2 separate regions of the Homo sapiens genome follow, and region 1 is linked to region 2. A link is a contact called in ENCODE Hi-C or POLR2A ChIA-PET data. All regions are on one chromosome and are shown on one strand. The core of a region is the stretch at or near the end of the contact, and the rest is flanking DNA. Distances in the headings are between cores, read along the strand shown. Region 1 holds the start of WDR74 (WD repeat domain 74). Region 2 has its middle 7.5 kb from the start of SLC22A8.

What was found. A loop is a pair of places that touch in the nucleus more often than their neighbours do. ChIA-PET counts read pairs that join two places held with the same protein, here RNA polymerase II (POLR2A). Pooled maps may share reads with other maps.
Region 1: a pooled map shows a loop between it and region 2 (3-fold over the local background). The contact joins the promoter of WDR74 here to the enhancer-like site in region 2. A Hi-C loop is called at or near these places in 2 of 50 pooled maps. POLR2A ChIA-PET finds 5 or more read pairs at or near these places in 7 of 52 experiments (H1, HEK293, SK-N-SH and 3 more).

The regions. Positions count from the first base shown.
Region 1 is chr11:62,837,426-62,840,907 of GRCh38, forward strand. WDR74 (WD repeat domain 74) reads right to left here and starts at 2,165. Exons shown (of 11, transcript NM_001369450.1): 1 at 2,082-2,165; 2 at 1,897-2,003; 3 at 1,689-1,810. The coding sequence starts at 2,145. RefSeq lists enhancers at 1,589-1,718, 1,829-1,948, 2,009-2,348, 2,419-2,558, 3,189-3,358.
Region 2 is chr11:63,021,717-63,025,007 of GRCh38, forward strand. No RefSeq gene overlaps it. Among named protein-coding and RNA genes, the nearest start is that of SLC22A8, 7.5 kb to the left of the region's middle. Within about 2 kb of position 1,640, at least 3 of the 41 ENCODE cell types and tissues checked have a DNase peak (open chromatin) inside an H3K27ac peak, as active enhancers do.

The DNA.
Region 1 (3,482 bases), core at 915-3,414, 180 kb before region 2:
GGCAGAAGTTGCAGTGAGCCGAGACTGTGCCACTGCACTCCAGCCTGGGCAACAGAGTGAGACTCCGTATATAAAAAAAAAACAAAAAACAAAAAAAAAAAAACGCTTCCTTGTTATCAACTTCCAAATCAAATGCTATTTATCCTATTTATGTACCCTGTAGCATGCCTCCAGTCCTTGGCCTCTCCCAGGCAGTACCCTCTTTCTAGAATACCCTTATCCCCTTCTCCACCAGTCAAAATTCTACCCATCCCTCAAGAACCAGTTCAGACATCCAGTCCCCCCCACAGGCTTTCCAGACCTCACCTGTCAGAATTACCACCACCAAACCTATGCAGCCTGCTTCACAGCCCTCTTTCATCATCTTTGGAAGAAAGCAAGGCCAGTCATCCAACCACTTAGCACCTTCCTAATCTTTGCTTTCAGAGCTACATCACCTTGTTGGTGGTTGAGCTCAAGTTGAGCCCAGGAGTTTGAGACTGGCCTGGGCACACAGTGAGACCCCATCTCTATAAAAAACTTAAAAATTTAGCTGGGCAGGGTGACACCTGCCTGTGGTCCCAGGTACTCAGGAGGTTGAGGCGGGAGGATCGTTTGACCCCGGGAGGTTGAGGCTGTAGTGAGCCATGAATGCACCACTGCACTCAAGCCTAGGTGACACAGTGAGGCTCTGTCTCAAAAAATATAAATGAATTAATAATGAATTAATGAATGCATGCTTAAAACTTTTTTTGTTGTTTTTTTTGAGATGGAGTCTTGCTCTGTTTCACAGACTGGAGTGCACTGGTGCGATCTCTGCTCACTGCAACCTCTGCGGGACGGATTCAAGCGATTCTCCAGCCTCGGCCTCCCAAGTAGCTGGGATTACAGGCATGAGCCACCACACCCGGATAATTTTTGTATTTTTTTAGTAGAGAAGGGGTTTTACCGTGCTGGCCAGGCTGGTCTTGAACTCCTGACCTCAAGTGATCCACCTATCTCGGCCTTCCAAAGTGCTGGGATGACAGGCATGAGCCACCACACCCAGCCTTGCTTAAAACTATTAAATGACAAGCAGGCACAGTGGCTCACGCCTGTAATCCCAGCACTTTGGGAGTCCGAGGCAGGTGGATCACCTGAGGTCAGGAGTTCGAGACCAGCCTAGCCAATACGGTGAAACCCCGTCTCTACTAAAGATACAAAAATAGCCGCGCGTGGTGGCAGACGCCTGTAATCCCAGGTACTTGGGAGGCTGAGGCAGGAGTATCGCTTGAACCCGGGAGGCGGAGGTTGCAGTGAGCCGAGATCGCGCCACTGCACTCCAGCCTGGGCAACAAGAGCGAAAACTCCGTCTCCAAAAAAAAAAAAAACAAAAAACAAACACACACACACACAAAACTATTAAATGACTTGCCCATGGTTACTTAGAGGATTATAATGGAGTCAGGTGAAAAACCTTAGAGGATGAGAACTTTTTGAAGGCAGAAATTTTACCGGCAGCCCCTGTACTTCTCCCAGTGCCTGGAATTCAGTAGGTGTTCAATAAATGTGTGTTACAGGTATGAACTACATAAGGCAGAAACCCAGGTCCCTGTCACCCATTCAAAGCCGTGTCACTAAGAGTTTGCCTGTCGCCATCATTCCAGTATCCTCAGGGAGCATCAACGCTCTCCCTTCGGCCCTGAGTTTAGCGAGGGGATTGGTCTTACCCGTCGGCCTGGGCGAGGCCACGGAACATGCCCTCCCCGCCCGGGCAGTGTCTCTGACCCTGGAATATGCCATCCTCGGTGCTGAAGTGCTTCACCGTCCTGTCCGCGCAGCCCACCAGCATCTGCGGCAAAGAAGGGCAAGATGGCGAGGAGAGCGAGGCTGCTGCGCCCCAGGCCCCCAGCTCCGGCCCGACCAGGGGCCACTCACCTGGGTCTCGCCGCCGGTGCCCCAACACAGGGCGCTCACTGCCTCCTCGCGCCGCGGCTGTCCTCCGGCCGTGAAGTTCGCCGCCTGTTTTCGCTGAAGATTTACCCCTGAGAGACGAAGGCGTCAGTCACGCCAGGGGCGCGAGTGCACCCCTGCACTTCCCGACGCCCGAGCCTGCCACCCACCTTTCAAGATCCCAGTCTCGGTGCCGACCCACACATGGTTCCAGCGTGCAGCAGCAGCCGCCATGACAAAGCCTGGAGGCAGACAGTTCACACTTCCGGCGCAGCGTGTGCGTCACCAGCGGGCGTCGAGTCCGATGCAGCGCAGTGTAGTTGCTGGAAGTTTGAAGAGCCGAAACAGTAAAGCTTCCATGCTTGTTTTGCTTTACGAAAATGAAACCAGGAGGTGCTTGTTTATGTAGATCGGAAGAATACATTGATCATTTTGCACTTGGGGGTGAAAAGCACCTTTCCTGGACTGCGTGGCCGGATCAAGCCAGCCCTAGTCTGTCTCCCGGCTCCATTATGTAATATGTGTTCTGGACTGTTAGACAAGAAACAACAAACGATTTAAGAAACGATTTAAGAAACACTTTAGAAACGATTCAAATCATTAATGATGTGTGGGGCTTCGTTCTGGAATATAAGTCACGAAAGAAAGATGGGAAAAGGAAACCGACGATTTTTTTTTTCTTTTGAGAGAACTTCGCCCTTGTTGCCCAGGCTGGAGTGCAATGGCGCGATCTCCTCTCACCTCAACCTCCGCCTCCCGGGTTCAAGCGATTCTTCTGCCTCAGCCTCCCAAGTAGCTGGGATTACAGCTGGTATTACTAAACCACCGCGCCCGGCCTCGTTTACTCTTCAAGAGGCGGACAGCGAGGCGCGGTGGCTCACGCCTGTAATCCCAGCACTTTGGGAGGCCGAGGCGGGCGGATCATGAGGTCAGGAGATCGAGACCATCTTGGCTAACACGGTGAATCCCCGTCTCTACTAAACATACAAAAACAAAACTAGCCGGGCGTGGTGGCGGGCGCCTGTAGTCCCAGCTACTCCGGAGGCTGAGGCAGGAGAATGGCGTGAACCCGGGAGGAGGAGCTTGCAGTGAGCCGAGATTGCGCCACTGCACTCCAGCCTGGGCGTCAGAGACTCCGTCTCAAAAAAAAAAAACAAAAACAACTAAAAGTACTCTGTGCTATGCTACATGAGAAACGCAGAGAAAGTCATCGCTCAGTAGAAATACAGTAATAGCGCATGCGTAAATAGGAGAGGGAAGTCGCTACTTTACCTAGAGATTAACACAGAAAAGCAACAAATTACCAGTTTACAAGTAAACCCTTTATCTAACGCGAAGATTTATTTATTTTTTGAGATGGAATCTTGCTCTGTCTCTCAGGCTAGAGCGCCCGCCACCAGGCCTGATTCACTTTTCTTTTGGTTTTTTAGTGAAGACGGGATTTTTCACACCATGTTAGTCAGGCTGGAATTACCCAATCCGCCCGCCCCAACCTCCCGAAGTGCTAGGATTTCACGCTTGAAACCCCGAGCGCGACCTAGGTTTAACACATCAAACGCGAAACCAGGCCG
Region 2 (3,291 bases), core at 390-2,889:
CAGCATCTCTTTTCTCATTGTTTCCAAGGCTGGGTCTTTCTTGGCTCCTCAAATCACACCTCCTCCGAGAGGCTTTCCTGGACCATGCTAGCTAGAGCAGCTTTCTCTATACCAACCGTACACTCTTTATAGCACTCATCACTGTCTGAAATGATACACTTGCTTATTATCTATCTGCCTTCTCCCCACTCAACTATAAGGCCACAAAGGCAGGGCCTTCCTGAAGGATGTATTGGCTGCTCTCTGAACCCTTGGCAGGAGTTTGTGAGTTTATATTCCCCAGATGCTCTTCAGGCACAAAAAGCTAGACTAGAGGTTTTCAACAATGTCCAAAGGGTCTTTAAAACTCTGGAGTCACCGCCATCATCGGTAGTCCTTTTATCTCCACTGGTGTGTCCATGGCAGGGCCCTGCTTTCTGCTGTCCTTTGGGGCCCTGGAAATCCCAGATCTGTTTTCAGGAAACATTCTTAGCAGAGGTAGTGCTCTGTCCCAGACCACACTTGCTGGGCCTGTTTTCTCGCCTGCAAAAATGGGCAGAATGATAACTGTTGCAAGCTCATAGGGGTGTGAGGAGGGGAGTGCACGTCGTCCTGTGAGGTGGTAACCCCAAATTCTGTCATGAAGCATGGTGTCCCCTGGGTCCTGGCTGGGAGCTCGGAGCCCATTTTATACCTACCCCCAAGTAGTGCATGTATTCTGCCTGCCTTATTTCCTGCCCACAGCCCTTGCACAGGCCTGCTCTGCAGTTGGTCTCCCTCAGCATGGCAGAAGAGCTTAATGATAAAGATGGGCTGAGCTTCCAGGAGCAGACGGCATGGGACAGAAGTCACAGATGCAAGGGAAGATACTCAGAGCCTGTGAAATCCCCTCAACTGCTCCCCTCCCCCACCAACCTTGTCCTTGGACTTGCATGTCCCTCCTCGGGAGGGGGATTGGCAGATGAAACTTTATCATGATGAAGGCAAGGGCCAGTCACAGCTGAGCTCCTGCATGTAGAGGACTCGGCAGCAGGGACCAGTCTGATGATAAAAATGACAGCAACCGTATACATAGCTGCTTGTCAGGGGAGGGAACCTGGTGCTGGGGGTGAGGGCAGGAGTTCACTGTTGCGTGCATTCGTATCTGCCAACCCAACAGTGTTCAGAATCATAGATGGCTGTTTATCTTGGGCAGGGGGGCACTGGTGGCCCACCCCAGAGCTCTGATCTCATCTTAGCTTCATCAGTGCTGTTGATGAAATTCAGAGAAGTAAAGTTTATCAGGTTTTCAGAGAACCCAAAGCTGGGATACAAGGTGTCTAAGTAGGAGAACAGAATCAAGATCCAAAGCAGTTGGAAGGTTGAATACTGGGCCTGCTTCCTTCTGGCAATGTAATTTCAGACAAGTCTCATAAAGTTTTTGAGCCCTGGTTTTCCCATCTGCAAAATGGGGACAATGCCACCGACACTGCAGTGCTGTAAGGGTTAAGAAGACAGCCTACATAGAGCACCCAGCAGAGGCTGTATGCCTGGCACACAGTAGCCCCTCACTCACTAGTGGCTACGGCTGTGATGAATACCAATGTGAGCTCCTTAGGCCAGGAGCCTTGTCTTTCGTTCCTGTATTCCTGGTGCCTGGTATGGCGTGGGCACTGAACAAATGTTTGTCAGATGAATGAACAAGATGAATTTGACAGGGATAAATGTCAGTTCCTGGACTCGCATCCAAAGACCCAGCTGCACAAGGATGCAGTGGGGGAGAAATGGCTTAGCAACAGCACATGTGAGAAAAGCCGAGGGATTGAAACTGACAGAAATTCAGTCAACATGAGGTGGCTGCCAAAACCAGCCAGGGCAAACTTGGGTAGCATTATTAGAGGCTGGGTGCTCAGAAGAGGGAGGCCACGGTGGTCAGACCAGCCTCAAGAGCCACAGACCCTTGTACGTTTCGCCTGTAGGGAGGCTGGCCAACCAGATGAGGTGGGGAAGAGTCCTAAAGACCACATATCATGAGATGCGGCTGAAGAAACCAGGGCGCTGAGCTTGGAGAAGAGAATCACAAGGCACGTGGTGGCATTCAGATCTTGCCTCTTCCACTTGCTCTGGACAATCAACAGCTCCAAGTCCCAGTTTCCTCATCCGTAAAATGTGCAAGCCACAGGTTGGAGGTCACGCCGCTGCTGGAGAAGGGCAGAAATGGGAACCCGAGCCTTACTGGACCGGCCCCCCTCCGCCTCCCTCCTGAGCTCTTCAGCACGGAGGTTGTTCACGCTGAGGACAGCTGTCAGGGAAACTGTGGGTGGCCAGAGGCCTCTGTTTCCATTTTAGGGGTTGGACCAGGATCACAGGGGCAGCTCCTTCCAGCCCTAACCCTTCCTTCTCCTTTCTTCCACTTGTGGCCGATTCTATAGTCTGGGTGCTTTCCTGGCGGCCAGCTTCCCTCTATTTGCATGGTTTCTGCGTGTAAGATTTTGTGTGCAAAAGGCTGCATCTGTTCCTCTTCTTCCCAGAAACCGCCCGGTGCCTGCAGTGCGCCCGCCTGGTGTTCCCTCTGCTCCCTCTGGTGGCTATAGCGGGTACTGCACAGGGCTCAACAGAGCCAACCAGAATAGCGTTGGAATCAGACATCTTGGTAAAAGTCCCGGCCCTCCATCAACAGATGAATGGATAAGCATAATGTGGTATAACATACAATGGAATATTATTCAGTCTTAAAATGGAAGGAAACGATGACAACTGGATGAGTCTCAAAAACATTAAGTGAAAATAAGTTGGCACAGAAGGACAAATATTTTATGATTCCATTTATAGGAGGTATATAGAACAGGTAGATTCAGAGACACAAAGTAGAACAGAAGTTACCAGGGGCTCACAGAGGGGGAAAAGGGGAGTTATGGTTTAATGGGTACTGAGTTTCTATTCGAGATAATGAAAAATTTCTGGAAATGGATAATAGTCATGGTCACACAACATCGTGAATATACTTAATGCCACTTATTGTACCCTTAAAAATTGTTAAAATGGTAAATTTTGTGTTGTATATATTTCATTACAATAAAAAGTAATACAATATTCATAACACAAAATTTACCATTTTAAGCATCTTGCTACCTAAGGGCTGCATGAGCTTCATCAAGTCACTTAGCTTCTCTGGGCCTCTGCTTCCTCATCTGTAAAGTGGGGAGAGCAATACTGCTTACCTCACTGCTACCACCCTGGTCCAAGCCACCATACTTTCTCACCTGGAGGATTGCAAACTGCCTCCTTGATGGTCTCCTGGCTTCACTTTGGCCCTTCCCAACAAGTCTTTTT